2 separate regions of the Homo sapiens genome follow, and region 1 is linked to region 2. Evidence: chromatin loops called from intact Hi-C (ENCODE). Cell type or tissue: CD4-positive, alpha-beta T cell. All regions are shown on one strand. Each heading gives the region's core, and the rest is flanking DNA. Links, peaks and the distances in the headings are about the cores only. Region 1 overlaps LINC02954 (long intergenic non-protein coding RNA 2954). Region 2 overlaps CD6 (CD6 molecule).

Evidence for each region. Peaks named below come from ENCODE experiments on the same cell type or tissue, not always from the same donor. Only the 100,000 strongest peaks of a DNase experiment are listed, where the experiment ranks them.
Region 1: a loop joins it to region 2, with 2.9 times the contacts of the local background. A loop is called at or near these places in 11 of 110 quality-filtered maps.

Annotation. Positions count from the first base shown.
Region 1 is chr11:61,056,925-61,065,255 of GRCh38, reverse strand. LINC02954 (long intergenic non-protein coding RNA 2954) reads right to left here. Exons shown (of 4, transcript NR_186234.1): 3 at 3,381-3,545. The region is part of intron 1 of LOC105369325 (a long non-coding RNA gene); the gene reads left to right. Among named protein-coding and RNA genes, the nearest start is that of LINC02954, 5.7 kb to the right of the region's middle. RefSeq lists enhancers at 3,246-3,485, 3,836-4,075, 3,141-4,340, 8,026-8,331. In CD4-positive, alpha-beta T cell, for the core only: no CTCF peak of the experiment used is centred there; a DNase peak (open chromatin) is centred at 3,865; H3K4me3 peaks cover 826 bases; H3K27ac peaks cover 2,341 bases.
Region 2 is chr11:60,982,969-60,991,299 of GRCh38, reverse strand. The region is part of intron 1 of CD6 (CD6 molecule); the gene reads right to left. It also overlaps the pseudogene RNU6-933P. Among named protein-coding and RNA genes, the nearest start is that of CD6, 15 kb to the right of the region's middle. RefSeq lists an enhancer at 1,872-1,961. In CD4-positive, alpha-beta T cell, for the core only: no CTCF peak of the experiment used is centred there; DNase peaks (open chromatin) are centred at 3,219, 4,139, 4,949, 6,939 and 1 weaker place; H3K4me3 peaks cover 5,264 bases; H3K27ac peaks cover 6,843 bases.

The sequences.
Region 1 (8,331 bases), core at 234-8,233, 74 kb before region 2:
CATCTCTACTCCATCATAGTATGCGTGTCTGCTGAGTTCAGACGCGGCTCAGACTGATTCTCTGCATAATCGGTGTTTCTTTTTCTTTTCTTTCTTGCTTTCTTTTTTTTTTTTTTTTTTTCGAGACAAGGTCTCACTCTGTTGCTCTGGCTGGAGTGCAGTGGCACAATAATAGCTCACTGCAGTCTGAACCTTCCAGGCTCAAGTGATCTTCCCACCTCATCCTCCCGAGTAGTTGGCACCCCAGGCACACACCACCATGTCCAGCTAATTATTATTATTATTATTTTTTTTTGTAGAGACGGGGTCTCGCTATGTTGCCCAGGTTGGTCTCAAACTCCTCGGCTCAAGCAGTTCTCCTGCCTTGGCCTCCCAAAGTACTGGGATTACAGGTATGAGCCACAGTGTCCGGCCATAATCAGTGTTTCATACCATCAGATCTGGTACATGGATTGAAACCTGTTTGCTAATTCCAGTCTACATGGAGCCAACCACTATGAAAACCTGGAAACTTGGTTGGGTTTTTTAGCTTTTATCTTGGTCTCTGGCTTGATTGAATGTAGATGCTCATGGGGTAGAATCTGAGCGCTCAAGACACGACCACCCAGTGCCTCCTGAAATATCACTGTTAGTCACTCCTTAGGGTGCCCTTTCAAAGTAGGAAATGCGGGAATCTTTTTGAATAGCACCTTCGTGTGGATTTTATAGCCTAAGAAAGGGTCCTGGGATAGCAGCAGAGCTGGGAAACTTTGGGAAGGGAGAGAAGGAAAGATGGAGGGCTCGACCCTCTCTGCAGACTTCCAGCCGGGGGACCAGCCCTGGATTGAAAAACAGGCAAGTGGCCAGGCGCGGTGGCTCACACCTGTAATCCCAGCACTTTGGGAGGCCGAGGCAGGCAGATCACCTGAAGTCAGGAGTTTGAGGCCAGCCTAGCCAACATGGTAAAACCCTGTCTCTACTAAAACTACAAAAATTGGCTGGATGTGGTGGCACGTGCCTATAGTCCCAGCTACTCAGGAGGCTGAGGCTGGAGAATCACTTGAACCTGGGAGGCGAATGTTGCAGTGAGCAGAGATCACGCCACTGTACTCTAGCTTGGGCAATAGAACGAGACTCCGTCTCAAAAAAAAAAATATAGTAAAATAGGCAAGCAATGATGAAGAGGACACATAGCAACAGGGCCTCTCACATCCACAGGTCACTTCCCAGTGTACAAAGCGCTCTCATTTAAAAGATGAGGAGACAGACACAGAGAAGCTCAGCCAGGCATCAGTGCCACACAGCAAACAGGCAGAATTGTCAAATGTGACCCTAACACCCAAGACCTTTCCACAGCTGAGTGAAGTGTTGTCATAGATCTCCTAGTTGTCAAATTACTTTCCTGCTTTTTTTTTTTTTTTTTTGAGACAGAGTCTCGATCAGTTGCCCAGGCTAGAGTGCAGTGGCGTGATCTCGGCTCACTGCAACCTTCGCCTCCCGGATTCAAGCAATTCTCTTGACTCAGCCTCCCGAGTAGCTGGGACTACAGGCGCCCGCCATCATGCCTAGCTAATTTTTTATTTTTGTAGAGACAGGGTTTCACCATGTTGGCCAGGTGGTCTTGAACTCCTGACCTCAGGTGACCCGCCTGCCTCGGCCTCCCAAAGTGCTGGGATTACAGGCGTGAGCCACCACCGTGCCCCACCCTTTTCCTGCTTCTTTCCTGACCACACCATCAGCAGGTCTGTAACTGCTGCTTCTCTGCAGCGTCCCAGAACTAAGCACGTGAATGGCACACGTGAAATAGAAACATGATGTGTCTTTCTCACTCGTGGTCCATGGGGCTTGGCCCCATCTCCCCAACTGGAGGGAAGCTTCTCGTGGCACCATGATCTCGGGCTGTCCCCTCTGCCCACCTCCAGCCTTCCTAACAGTGCTCCATGGTTCAGTGTGGCTTCAAGTTGAAAACATGGTGGGCAGGAGAGGTTTTGGGGGCTGGGAGTAAAGTGAAGTGGTTGACCTGGCCACTGTTTTTTAAGCCTCTGCGACTGGTTTGGTTTAACACTGAAGTGGAATCTGTGTATTAAATGCTGTAATGCCTTAAAATTAACTCCCCCGAGAGCATCTGCCTAATTTTTCTCCTTTGGCTCTATGTAAGTTGCCTTGGCAGGGTCTCTGCGAATCTTAGTCTTCCATATGAAAAAGTACTGCTTGCTAAGTATAGCTTATATCCTGAGCCCCAGGGAGAAAATAGAGAAAAGATTTCCGGTAAAATCAACCTCCGTAGAAGTTCAGTAGAGGGACCTCTTCACACTTGCCCCGGTTCTGATCCTGCATGAACAGTACTTTATCCTCTCCTCCTCTTCCCTGCTGCAGTCTTATGCTCCATGCAGTCCCTCTTCCAGGGAGCTGCTGGACTCATCTCCACGCAGTAGGAGTCTGGCTGCATCACCACTGCCCTCCTCTTACTGGAAACGCTTCAGTCCAAGTTCTGTAGCTCTGTGCCCTGACTCTGCCCTGTCTCACACACACCAGGCAGGTCACGTTGGTGGATTAATGGGACTGGATGAAGGGGACATCAGGCAGTGGAAGTGGCTGTACGGAAACAGGGTGAAGGCTACACCCCATCTAAAGAGAACCAACCCAACTCTGATTATTGCCATGGAAGAATATGGCCTCCATGTTTCCAGATCCTGATTGTTCAACATAATTTTGGGAATCTGAGTTTTTATATGAAATAGCCTAATTTTCAAGCGTTGGTTTATATATATATCTTAAAACACTATATGGGCCATCAACAAAGCGTGTCTGTGGGCCACACACCCACATGTTGGGACCACTTTTGCCCTTTGCTGTGTGGCCCCAAGATGTTGGCAGCTCTCCATAAATGCCATGCCCTTTCCTCTCTGTGACTTTCTCCGTCCTGATCCCTACGCTGTCTTTGGCAGGTCAGCTTGTCCTCATATAGTGCTTGTAACAGCTATGTGACTTTGGGCCAGTTACTCACCATCCTGATGCCTCAGTTCCCTCCTCTATGAAGTGGGAATAAGGGTGACTGGGAAGAATACGTGAGTTAACAAATGCAAAGTGTTAGAAAACGCTGCACATATTGTTCATCAGTGTCATCATCGTCATCATCCTTATTATTGTCCTCCATCTAGTCTTGGCTGTCACCTCTGAGATGCCTGCCTAGACTCCTTGAAAGCAGGCTGTCCCCACCCCACCCCAATTCTGTAACACCCCAATCCCCACAGCCATCTCACTGCATTATCTGTTGGCTTCTCAGTACGCCCTGGACTGTGGGCACCTTGAGAGGAGGAATATCTTTCTGTCCATACACAACTTCGAACAAACACTTGGCCCAGAAGAGGCCTCCATAGAGGCTTACTAAGTGGATGCACCTTTCATGAATGGTGGTCTGGAAGCCTGATACCACTTGATATTTCCATCCAGATGTTATTGTTACCACCCAGGCCAAGAATGTGCTTCTTCTGGAGGCACAACAAGGTGGGGCTTGTCTGGCTGCACCACAGCATAATATCTATCCCTCCTCACAGCTCTGCTCTCTGATGGAAGCAAGGAAACAGGAAGTGAAATTGACAGGCACTGACCAACCTGGTTTCACATCAGGGGTGAATGAAAAGGACGAGCCCCCCTCCCTAGGGTGGGGCGGGAGGGAGGTGGGAGTGGGGGTGGGGATGGGACATGAGTCATGATGTGTCACTGAGATTTTTTTGGATGCATTTTTCAGTTTCAAAAGCATGAGGCGTTATTACTATGGGTTGAGAACCTGGAGTGCCAAATGACTGTGTCCCAAACAGGATGGCGCAATTGGTGTCTGGTAAAGTACCTGGGAGTTTTCTTTGTTCCAAGTGGGGTTTGTGGCTCAGCACAGGGGCCTTACAGTGATGTTATGGTCCCCATACAGTAGCGATCCGGAAGATCTGTGCCCTGACTAATTCTTCTGCCCTTGAGCTGGTGTTTAAAAGAAAAAAAAAAACCCTCTGTGGTCGCAACCAAGATGTAATGATAGACTTTGAGCCCCGAGAGTCTCACCCAGCCTACTCCGGCACGTTTTGGGATGCTGCGAAACTGAATTGAGGTGCCTGTCATCATAAGAGAACTGAACGAGTGGGGGTAAGAATTAAGATCAGCAAGAGCTGTGTTTCTCGCTGGTTGTACAAACAGGCACTTGCCGGAAGCTGCCTCAGTGGGAACAAGGTGGAGCTTCATGAGGGCCCTGTTGAGTCTTTGCTGGGAATGATGGAGGTTTTTTCCATTTTCTCATTTTCCATTACTCTAATATGGTTATAACCTGGGACTTTTTGTGTGTGGGGTCCTGGAAGGATGTTTGTGATATTCAGGAGTTCTGGTGGGAGTCGGGTAGGGTGTGGATAGGGTGAACCTGAAACTTGCCCCAAATTTGTGTTCCATTCATCAATACCAATTACCCACCACATCTTTTAGCATTTATTCAAGAAATGCATGTTGTGGCTGGAAGAATATGGGATTTGGAGTCCACTGTGCCTGGTCTTTCCTGGACAACTGGGTTGGACAAATTCCTCTACCTCTCTGAGCCCCGTTTCTTCATCTTCAATAATGCGTTTGTGATGTAGAGCTTTTGGGAAATAATTAAAGGGATGATGTGCAGACAGGTCCAGACAGACTGACCACAAGGCTGGAGAAGGTCAGTCTTAGGACCCTCCCAAGGCCATTTATCTTTTTTTTTTTTTTTTTTTTGAGATGGAGTCTAGCTCTGTCGCCCAGGCTGGAGTGCAGTGGTATGGTCTTGGCTCATTGCAACCTCCGCCTCCCGGGTTCAAGAGATTCTTGTGCCTCAGCCTCCTGAATAGCTGGAATTATAGGCGTCTACCACCATGTCTGGCTTATTTTTGTATTTTTAGTAGAGACAGGGTTTCACCATGTTGGCCAGGCTGGTCTAAAACTCCTGACCTCAAGTGATTCACCCGCCTTGGCCTCCCAAAGTGCTGGGATTACAGGCACCCTTTATCTAATTTTATTTGTGTATTATCATATTTTTTAAAGAGGGACCCCCAAATTGTATAGGCTTCAGGCTCAACAGAACCTGGACCCAGCCTTGATCTTGTATCTTGAATAATGAAGAACTGGCTCTGGGAGTAAGTGCTGGAATCCTGGCTTCATCTGTCGATAGGGTCCCGCTATTGGCATGCTGTATTTGTTCACCTCATATGCAGTTGCTACGAAGAGCATTTACTTATTACCCCAAATGGGAATCACACCCCTGGGACCAGCCACCCTGTGTAGATAATAACTATGGATAATCCTTGCTAGAAAATAAAAGGTCCAAGGTGATATATATATATATATATATATATATATATTATTTTTTAATTTGCTTCAGTGGCAGAAACAGGAGTAGATGTGAAGGGCTTGGTCCTAGTTGAGAAGTTTCTCAACTGATAATGACGGTTAACATGTACATCAGCTACTACAGGATCTCACAGGTGGGGTTATCAATGGATAGGATGAGGATCTGTGAAGTGGGCAGGGCAGAGGTCATCATGATCCCCTTTTAGCAGATGTACAAACAGACCCAGAAAGGTCAAGGAGGTCATTGGAGGATGCACTGCCACGAAAGGCACAGCCAAGATTCAAATGCAAGTCATCAAAACTCCAAATGTAGTGCTCCTTCAAAGCGTACCACATTGCCTCTCCAAGAAGCTGAGCACAAGAAAGATGGCAGGGTGGAGCTGCTGACAAGTATTTGTTCTTTATGCAGAGTGACCCCATTTTAAGGCTGCCTACTGCGGTGGACGAGAGCAGAGTGGATGGTAGGGCTCTGTTTACTGAGCATTTCTGCCTGCTGGACTCTGTGCCCGGTGGAGCTCACGCAGCCCTCTCAATGCAGCCAGGTACACATCAGTCTCTCGGGTTTATGGAGGAGGAATCTGAGGCTCACACAGGTGGCAGAGGCTCTTTGCTTCCTCCACTCTCTTTCCTTAGTTGTCAGGGTTCGAGGTTAATCTGATGAGGTTGGCAACCTCAACTTGTGGAAAACCAAAACCCCAACTGAGTGTCTTTTATTCTTTCTTTCTTTCTTTTTTTTTATTAGAAGAAAGGGTCTCACTATGTTGCCCAGGCTGGCCTCGAACTCCTTGTCTGAAGCAATCCTCCCGCCTCAGTCTCCCAAAGTGCTTGGATTGCAGGCATGAGCCACTGCACCCGGCTGTGACGACCCTTTGATTCTGCGACTCTATTTCTCCTGACTGACTGTTGAATTAAGACTTTGGTATTGCGTAGGAGGAGATTTTCTTGTGTTTTGATTAATGTTGAACGTTACTCATCTAAGAGGTTAATGTGGAACATCCGTTGCAACTAATCTACCTATACACCTTCAGTCGGGGTACTTACCAGTGCTAGGAAGACTCCTAGGATGTCAGGATGAGAAGGGGCTTTCGAATGTGTCTATTCCAGGGGCTGCAAACCTAGGCACCTACAGGGGTCAGGCAGATGTCTATACCCTGTGATCAGGCCAGGCCAGGTACAAGCCAACAGGGTGTGGCAGGGCCGTGGCATTCAAATTCAAGAACGTCAACACTCTACTGACCGAACAAAACTTGTCATATAGAGAAAATGTGGCCCACCTGCTGTCAGTTTACAACTCAAATGCGGGCAGACCCCTTCATCACACCACCAGTTACTTTGCTGAGGTCCTGAGGGTGAAAGTAACTTGCCCGGCTGGGCGCGGTGGCTCACGCCTGTAATCCCAGCACTTTGGGAGGCCGAGGCGGGCAGATCACGAGGTCAGGAGATCGAGACCATCCTGGCTAACACGGTGAAACCCCGTCTCTACTAAAAATGCAAAAAAAATTAGCCGGGCATGGTGGTGGCGGGCGCCTGTAGTCCCAGCTACTTGGGAGGCTGAGGCAGGAGAATGGCATGAACCCAGGAGGCGGAGCTTGCAGTGAGCCGAGATCACGCTACTACACTCCAGCCTGGGTGACAGAGCGAGACTCCGTCTCAAAAAAAAAAAAAAAAAAAGAAAATAACTTGCCCAAGGTCAAGTTAGACCATGAATGAGTTCACCCAGTCTTGTTTGTTGTTGTAAATTAAAAAACAAAACAAAACACCTACATTTGGATGTAAGGTTTTATAGTTTAGTGTGGTCTCACAAATTATTTTAGTGGGTGCTCATGATATCTTCACTTTAAATATAAGGAGATCGAGGTTCCGAGAGTTTAGCTAACTTCAACTCCATGTTGGGTGACCCCATATCCTGCTTGCCTGGGACAGTCCTGACCAACACTGTCCTATCATCATTATTAATAGCTTAAAAGCCTCTTTTACTCTTCAAAGTGTCCTGCTTGGGGGATAAATCACAGGCCACACTATGGGCCTCAGCCCAAACCATAGGCGGGACTCAGCCGTTTTCCTGGCCTCCTGAGGCAACACGCCTAGTGCACGGCTGTGCAGCTCCGACTCCTGATCTGAGACTCTTTCCTCCTGTGTCTTCTTGTGAGAAGGACGGCAAGGTAGGTGGAGCAGTGTGGCTGTAAAAAGGAGCGTGGACTGCGGTGTCCGTCTGACTTGAGTTCGAATCCTGGCCCTGCCACTTACCCGCCTGAGTTACTTAACCTCTCTGAGCGTCATTTTCCATGCCTGTGAAATGGAGGTAGTAACAACAGCTGCTTCATAGCCTTAGTTTGAGGATGCACTGAGAGAATGCACTCTTAGTGCTGTTGAGTGCTTGGAATCGGTTAACCTTGGGCCCCTGGGGGAAACGTCACATTCTAAAACATTTGAGGCAATCTGCAGCCTCTACCAGCACTGACACCTCCCTGAGGATGAGCAATGGCCTGACCAGCTCCCAGGGCAGGAAGCCGGGCCTCGGCCCACATGCTTGAGATGCTGGTGCCCGAGCCAGGCCTGTGGAACTCAGAGGGGTGGCACTGGGGATGTTTGTGACTCCTCGCTTGTTTCATGGAGGAGGTGGGTTTGGAGTTGAGTTTCTAGAGTGGGAAGGTGACAGGTGGGCTGAGGCGCACTCTGGGATCTGGGTAAGACCTGTTTCCCAGGAACTGCAGGGGCTGGTAAGGTACAGCCAGGGGGCTGGGGGTCAAGGAAGGCTGAGCCGGTGAGCCTGCCAGGGACACGGGGCGATGGGTGTTCTCCAGGTAATCCAGGGAGAAGCACCCGGACCCTAACCAAGCTGCAGCTCCATGGCAGAGGAGCCTGAAATCCAGCCTGGCTTCCTTTGGGGCTGTTCAGCATCTCCTGGGGAGCTTCAAATAAGAAATCCTTTTGTGCAGGCAGCACTCCAGGCTAAGTCAGGATTCTGGGGTAGGCACAGACCTCAGCAGTTTCTGCAGC
Region 2 (8,331 bases), core at 235-8,234:
GCATGCCTGCAATCCTAGCTACTCGAGAGGCTGAGGCAGGAGAATCGCTTGAACCCAGGAGGTGGAGGTTGCGGTGAGCCGAGATTTAGCCATTGCACTCCAGCCTGGACAACAAGAGTGAAACTCCGTCTCAAAAAAAAAAAAAAAAAAGAAAGAAAAAGAAAAGAAAAGAAAGAAAGAAAGAAAAGGAAATGGCTGATGATACCTCATAGATTTCAAGAGGCTCATACCTTGATCTGAAAGCTATACCCTTTTGTATAAATTATAGAAAAAATTGTTCACATGCAGATGTGTGCAGGGATACTTTCTGCGGAACTGTTTGTAACAGAAGAAAATTAGAAGTACTCTAACCATCCATCAGCTGGAAATAAACAGACTGTATTGTATCATAGGCTGGATTATTCCATTGCAGGAATGAACTAGATGCATATCTATCCACTTGGTTAGATTTTGAAAACAAGGAGAAAAGTATAATAAGTTTCAGAACAATATGTCCAGTAGGGTACAATTTATATAAAATATAGTACATGTCTCAATACCATCCATTGTGTATGGAGACACTTTTTGTGTAATAGGAGTATAAAAATGTGGGAGAAAAGGGTACACACACCACACTTTGGAGTGTGTGTTCTAGGGAGGAAAGGATAAGAATTATTTCAACAGTATCTGTATGGTTTTCTTTCTTATTAATATAGATCTGAGCAAATACGGCAAAAGTGTAAACATTTTCTAAGTCTGGGTGGTGAGGACGCATTGGGTTCATTAAAACATTCTCAGGCCAGGCGCGGTGGCTCACGCCTGTAATCCCAGCACTTTGGAAGGCCGAGGCAAGTGGATCACTTGAGATCAGGAGTTCAAGACCAGTGTGACCAACATGGTGAAACCCCATCTCTACTGAAATACAAAAATTAGCCGGGTGTGGTGGTGTGTGCCTGTAGTCCCAGCTACTTGGGAGGCTGAGACAGGAGAATCACTTGAACCCAGGAGGCAAAGGTTGCAGTGAGCCGAGATTGCACCACTGCACTCCAGCCTGGGTGACAGTGCGAGACACCATCTCAAAAGCAAATAAACAAATAAACAAATGTCATTCTCAATGCATTTCTGTATGTTTGCAATATTCCTCTCTAACGAAATGTCTGGAAGATTCTACAAGAGGCTAGTAACAACAGTTATCTTTGAAGGTAGCTATTGATAAATTTTTAAATTTTTCTGTTTTTGTATTTTCTAAATTCTGTACTATTTTTACTAAATAAAATTTTAGTAAAATAAAATAAAACAAAATAAAAACAAAAAAATTTTAAAATAAAAGCATATATGAAAAACCTTTGTAAATTGTCCGAGTCATATCAATGCACCCTGCCAACGATTTTTCTGCCCTTCTCTGGGTAAGAAAGCCATGGGTTTTTATAGTTTTAAATTCTTGAATCTCCTTAACAATGCTCAGAAGTAAGCACTGTTATTATCACTATCGTGCAGGCGGGGAAATGTAGGATTCAAGAGACAAGGAACTTTCTGGGACAATAGAGCCCCTAAGAGGCAGAGCAGGGATTTGAACCCAGAAAGAGGGTTTCCTGGGCTCTGATAAACACCTCAGGGTGTGCTGTGAATGCTCAACAAATTCTAGTTACTCTTATTATTAATGGAAGTCCCTAGAACTCACTTCACCTCCCGCAGCATTTCTTGAGCCATGCTGCGCTCTGCCGTGGAAAGTAAAGGTAATAGAGCCCGTGGTCCAGCCTGGAGGCCAGATGTTAAGAGCTGACTCGAATGTTGTCTCTCTGAGGTAGGTGCAGAGGCAGGAGACATGCTTGAGGAACCTGGAGGAGGGACAGGGCTGCTCTGCAAGTGGTGGGGCTGGTGAGTGAGTCCAGGAAGGTATTGCCGGGGAGGTGCCCTTTGGGCCAGGACTTCAAAGTCAAGGAGCATTTCGCTGAGGCAAGGGAAGCAGATCCACATTTCCCGAGGACTTCCTCTGTGCCGAGTGCTTCCTCTGTGCTGAGTGCTTTACAGACGTTGCCTCATGGCTACCTTGTGAGGAGACACTATTATGAAACCCATTTTACAAAGAGGCTCAGGGAAATTAAGTTCCTAGCCCACGGTCACATAGCCTGGCATTGATAGAGCCAGAATTCAAATCCAAATTTGAATTTGTTCCCCAGATTCACTCTTTCTACTCTTCAGGCGCCCTCAACAAGTAGCAAGAGTTAAGAAGGCATTCTAGGGAGAGGGCACAGCTCGAGCAAACACCTGGAGGTGGGACAGAAGCTGGTGGGCCAGGCTAGACACTCAAGGTATTAAATTCAAGAATAGAATTCCCCAGAGCAAGACCCTCTGTGCAAAGGCTGGGCTAGGTTTCTGCAGGCTGGAGGAGGGGAGTGAGGAGGGGAGTGAAGGCTGAAACTGCTGAGCTCTCAGCGATTTTCCAGGGGGCCTGCCCCCACCCACTGGCTCTCAGGAGGGGCCCTGGTTCTAGGTCTCCCAGAGCTGCAGCAGAAGCAGTTTTAGCTTGTGTGTGGGCAAGGGGTGAAAATCCTCCCCGCTCCAAGGGGTGATGCTGAGACCTTTCCAGGGTGGCCTAAAGCCCCCTAAGAGAAGGCCCCCTTGAGATCAGACATCCAGAAGCCATCAGACATCATCAGCATCCATCCTTGGAAGGAAACACAGCCTCTCCAGAGCAGGTGGGAGTGTAGGCTGGGCTGGGACCAGAAAGTCTCCTTGGGGTGTCAGGGACCGGCCCTGGCAGCTACGCTCACCAGACACATGTCCTGTGCCCATCCATGTCCTAACAACAGCCCCCTCCTCACCTACCACTCACCTCCTCTCTTTAAATAAATCCAGATTCAAAGAGAACCTGGGGGAGGCACCAGGGATGTTCAGACTAATGCTTTGTGGCCACCTTGCGTCCTTAACAGCTGGGGGCTGACAGCGGCCAATGGCCATGTGGATCTACGTGGCTCAGAGTGCCAGTGGATTCAGGAATTCAAATTCAGGAAAAAAATATGGGTTCCTTGGAAGGAAGGTAACATCTGAATGCCCACTGTGTGCCCCAGCTTTATGTATACAGCACGCACCGTCTTATTCATCTCCATGAGGAGCCTGTGAAGGCTCAGTGTTCCAGATGAGAAAACTGAGGCTCCGCAGCATGAAATGACTTGCCCAAGGCCACAGTTACTAAGAGGCGGAGCCAGACTTCCAGTCTCTCTAATCTGATCTCACACTCTCAGCTCTCAGCCCACACGGCTGTCCCCTACTCCTCTTCACAAGTCACTTACAGGATGCTTCTGAGGCGGCTCAAAGTCCTTCTGAGTTCCCATCTATCTTAACCCTTGGTCAGGGAGATGCCACTCATTCATTCCATTCTCTCAGCTAGGCTCTGGGCCAGGCCCCATGCCCTGGTGGAGGATACAGATGCACTCGTGGTTGATTACGATCAGTTATAAATGCTATCCTTGGGCTTGGAACTAAGTACTCTGGAAAAAAAACAGAGTTAGGAGGGAATAACTGACTCCAAGAAACAGGGGACAATTGGGAAGGGTTTTAGAGGATGAGTAGGAGTTCTCAGGGGTAAGAAATCGATGGAAAGATACCTCTTTCCAGGCCTTTGCCAAATAACCTGAGATATCTAACTTGCATCTCTCCAGAGGATGAGTGGGCTAGGAGGAGAGATTAAGTAGGGCAGTGACCCACCTCTTTCTCCATACCCCCCCACCATACACACACACCACACACACATACATACATGTACACACACACACCCTACACACACACCCTATACACACTACATACATTGCTACGAGTTGTTGAATTGTTCCCCTCCTCTTAAAACAGTCCTAATTTCCAGTACCCCAGAATGTGAGCTTATTTGGAAATAGGGTCTTTATAGGGGCAATCAAGTTAGCATGAGGCCATCAGGGCAGGCCCCAATTCAATATGACTGTTGTCCTCACAGAAGTGGGAAATTTGGACACAGGCACATGCACATAAGAACACCATTTTAAGATAAGGCGGAGATTGGGGCAATGTTTCTATAAGTCAAGAAATGCCCAAGATTGCCAGCAAGCCACCAGAAGCTCAGAAGAGAACAGCTTCTCAGAAGGAACCAGTCCCACTGACTCTTTGATCTTGGACTTTGAGCCTCCAGAACTGTGAGACAATACATTTCTGGTTTTTTTGTTTTTGTTTTTGTTTTTTTGAGATGGAGTCTCGCACTGTGGTGCCATCTCGGCTCACTGCAACCTCTGCCTCCCAGGTTCAAGCGATTCCCTTGCCTGAGCCTCCTGAGTAGCCGGGATTACAGGCGCGTGCCACCTCACCCAACTAGTTTTTGTATTTTTAGTAGAGACGGGGTTTCACCACGTTGGCCAGGCTGGTCTTGAACTCCTGACCTCAGGTGATCTGCCCGCCTCAGCCTCCCAAAGTGCAGGGATTACAGCTGTGCGCCACGGCGCCAGGGAGAGACAATACATTTCTGTTGCCCTGGCCACTCAGTTTGTTGCAGCAACTCTAGTAAACTAAACCACAGGTGTACCTGCAACAAAAGCTGCCTCCGGGGCAGAAGGTGGGAGCTGAGAAGAGCTTCTAGGGCATTCTGGATTAGGGGCGTTGAGAGCGGGGGAAGGAACCCGTAAGAGGGAGAGATGTGTCCCTCTTTCACTTCCAGATGCCATAGAGTCTACAAACCCACAAGTGTTTCTCGGAACTGAATTTCAACACTATGTTGACATGGTTAGGGCTGAGGCAGCCCCCACAGATGCAGGTGACTAAAAGTTCCATAGAGATCTTCAGGGAAGGCTTTAGCATCTACCTAGAGCGCAAAAGCTGAAGAGTGACATGGCCACACCCATTTTACCTCAGAGAGCTTTGGGAACTTGCCCAAGGTCATGGCGGAAGTGGTGGAGCCTGGAGTCAAGGCTGGTCTCAGAGCCACCTGACAAGTGTGGATCAACACCAGCCCGGCACCCATCAGCCACCCACCTTCCTGCTGGTGAGACTGAAGGCCCATGACGCTCCACAGACTCAAAAACTTCCTCCTTCAAGAACAAACAGCCGGGTTGTGTGAAGGTGCTGGCTGAGACTTCTTTTCTCTCTTTGCATTCCTTCTAATGTGGTTGTTATAACGTTTTTACAATAAGGATGACTAATGTTTACATCACATCTGAATTTTCAGCTAGCATTGGGTGGGAGTGATACCGAGGGTGAGTAGAATGGAGAGCAGCTATTACCAGGACCTTGGGTAAGTCCTTGCCCCGTTCCAAGGCCTCAGTTTCTCCATGGTTAAATGGGTGGGCTGGGCCTGTCAAATCCTTCCACCAGTTAGCAAAATGCTTCTCAAATCAGGTCTGAGTCAGAAAGACAGTTTAACATATAAGATTAAATGGAACTGAATCATGCAGTAAACAAATTATTCCTTTTCCAATTTTTCTGTCCGACTGCATTAAGGAGAAAGTCTCATTGTGCTGCTACTTAGTCTTTAACACCTAACACTTTTTGTTAAATTTTATTTTTGCAGAGATGGGGACATGCAATGTTGCCCAGGATGCTCTTGAACTCCTGGGCTCAAGCAACCTGCCTGTCTTGGCCTCCCAAAGTGCTGGCATGACAGGCATCAGCCACTGTGCCTGGCCACCTAACACTTCTTAATGAATGGAGAGACAGCTCATGCTTGGACGGCAGGCTATTTAATGACACTTTTGGTTTCAGTGTTTTCTTTGTTTATATATATATATTCTATTTACTTAAGTAGTATTGGTTTGAGATACATGATAGTGACAGATTTCTAAGTTCAAATAAACTTAAGTTTATAAAAGGAGAGGGTGGCCGGGTGCGGTGGCTTATACCTGTAATCCCAGCACTCTGGGAGGCTGAGACGGGCAGATCACCTGAGGCCAGGAGTTTGAGACCAGCCTGGCTAACATGGCGAAACCCCGTCTCTACTAAAAATACAAAAATTAGCCAGGCAATGGTGGTGCATGCCTGTAATCCCAGCTACTTGGGAGGCTGAGGCAGGAGAATCACTTGAACCCGGGAGGCAGAGGTTGCAGTGAGCCAAGATGGCACCATTGCACTCCAGCCTGAGCGACAAGAGCGAAACTCAGTCTCAAAAAAAAAAAAAAAAAAAAAAAAAAGGAGTGGGTGCAAGCTTCGGCGGTACATATACGAAAACTGGAACAATACAGAGAAGATTAGAATGACCCCTGTACAGGTATGACACGTGAATTCGTGAAGCGTTCTATATCTTTGTTTAAAAAAAGAAAAAAAGGAGTTGATGTACAAAATTCTTAAGTAATTGTATATGCATGAAGGGCAAATGAAATCACATCCTTCTACACCTAAAACTCTCTGATGAGCTCCCATTTCCCTTGGATTAATTCCAAACCCTATTATCTATGCCCTCAAGCCCTGCCAGCCTCTCCAACTCCATCTCCTTCACTCCTCCATCAGTCTGAAATCAATCTCATTCCTGCCTCAGGGCCTCCGCCCCTGCTCCTCCCCCTGACGGGAATGTCCTCTCCCTGATCTCAGCATTCCCAGCTCATCTCATCACTCAGGTCTATATCCCCTCCGAGGTTCTGCCTGTGTCTCCAGTGCAACCGCTCTCAGTCCCCTTACTTTGCCTGATTTCCCTTGGTGCACATATCCCTCTCTGAAATGATACTATTTTAAAAATGTGTTTATGTTTTTGGTCTATTTTCCCTATTAGAATAGAAGCTTCTTGAAGACCGGGACTTTGTCCCGTATCCTCAGTGGCTGAAAAAAAGTGCCTAACACATACTAGTAGCTCAACAAATGAATGGCAAAACTGTAAAGATGGAGGGAGAACTAGCCCTAAGGTGGAGAGGTGCTGACCCGGACTCCAATATCCGAGGCGGGGCAAGACAGCAGCCACCAGAGGCACAGTGGAAAGGGAGCTCAAACCTTGGCCTCATTAGTACCAGCCTGCCATGCACTGAGCCACCTGCCTCCCTCCCACGGAGGCAGCAAAGAGAGCCGAGTCAGCAACTATTAATGAAGAAGGAATGGTGGAATTATAATATCACCACCAGGTAACCATCCTTATAATAACTGATTCCGGCAAGAATCAACAATAATGTTACAACTAGTGGGCAAAGGTTTGAGGAAGAGTAAGATATTTACATATTCTCAAAGAATCTACCCACAAGATACATGTTAATTACAAAGGAGGAAATTATCTTTACAGCAGAGAAATCTAGCAGACAACACCTTAGCCAAGCAAGTTAGACCACCGGAGAGGGGACATGGAGAGCCCATGTGCCTCCTGATATGATTCACTGGGAAGGACAAAACGTGCTTCTGTGATATTCCTGCCAAACAGGCATGACTTAAATGGAACCATGAAGAACCATCAGACAACCCAGATGAGGGCCATTTTACAGAATAACTGCTCTATGCTTCAAAAAGATCAATGACATGAAAGAGAAAGAAAATCTGAGAAATCATTCCAGATTCAAGGAGAATAGAGAGACGAGAATTAAACGCAGCATACTGAACAAAATTTCTTTTGTCTTAGAAGATATTATTGGAACCATTGGCAAAATCTGAATAAATTCTGTCGATTATCCAATAGAATTGTATCAGCATTAATTATCTGGTTTTGATAAGTACACTGTGGTTATGTAAGAAAATGTCCGTATGTAAAAAAAAAAAACAACAACAAAAACACACGTTGGGGTATTTAGGAGAAAGGGACATTACAACCTTCTCTCAAACAGTTTAGGGGGAAAGCAATAGAAAAACAGACACATTGAGAGGAAATAATAAAGCAAATGTGGAAAATTGTTAGCAGTTGGAGAGTCTGAGGGAAGAGCATGGGGAAATTCTTTGTATTGTTCTTGCAACTTCTCAGTAAGTCTGAAATTAGCCTGAAATTAAAAGTTAAGTGAAAAAACAGGCCAGGTGCAGTGGCTCGCGTCTGTAATCCCAGCACTTTGGGAAGCTGAGGCAGGAGGATCGCTTGAGGTCAGGAGTTAAAGACCAGCCTGACCAACATGGTGAAACCCCGTCTCTACTAAAAATACAAAAACTAGCGTGGTGGTGCGGGACTGTAGTCCCAGCTACTCGGGAGGCTGAGGCACGAGACTCGCTTGAACCTGGGAGGTGGAGGTTGCAGTGAGCCGAGATCACAACACTGCACTCCAACCTGGGCAACAAGAGTGAGACTCCGTCAAAAAAAAAAAAAAAGTGAAGTAAAAAAACAAAGAGGAGGCAGAGCCTGAGGACTGGAGGAGCCGTTGGAGGGGCTGGGCAGAGTAGCTACATGAAGCCAGCATGTCACTGCCCAGGGTCACCTGTGTTCATGTCAGACCATGTCAG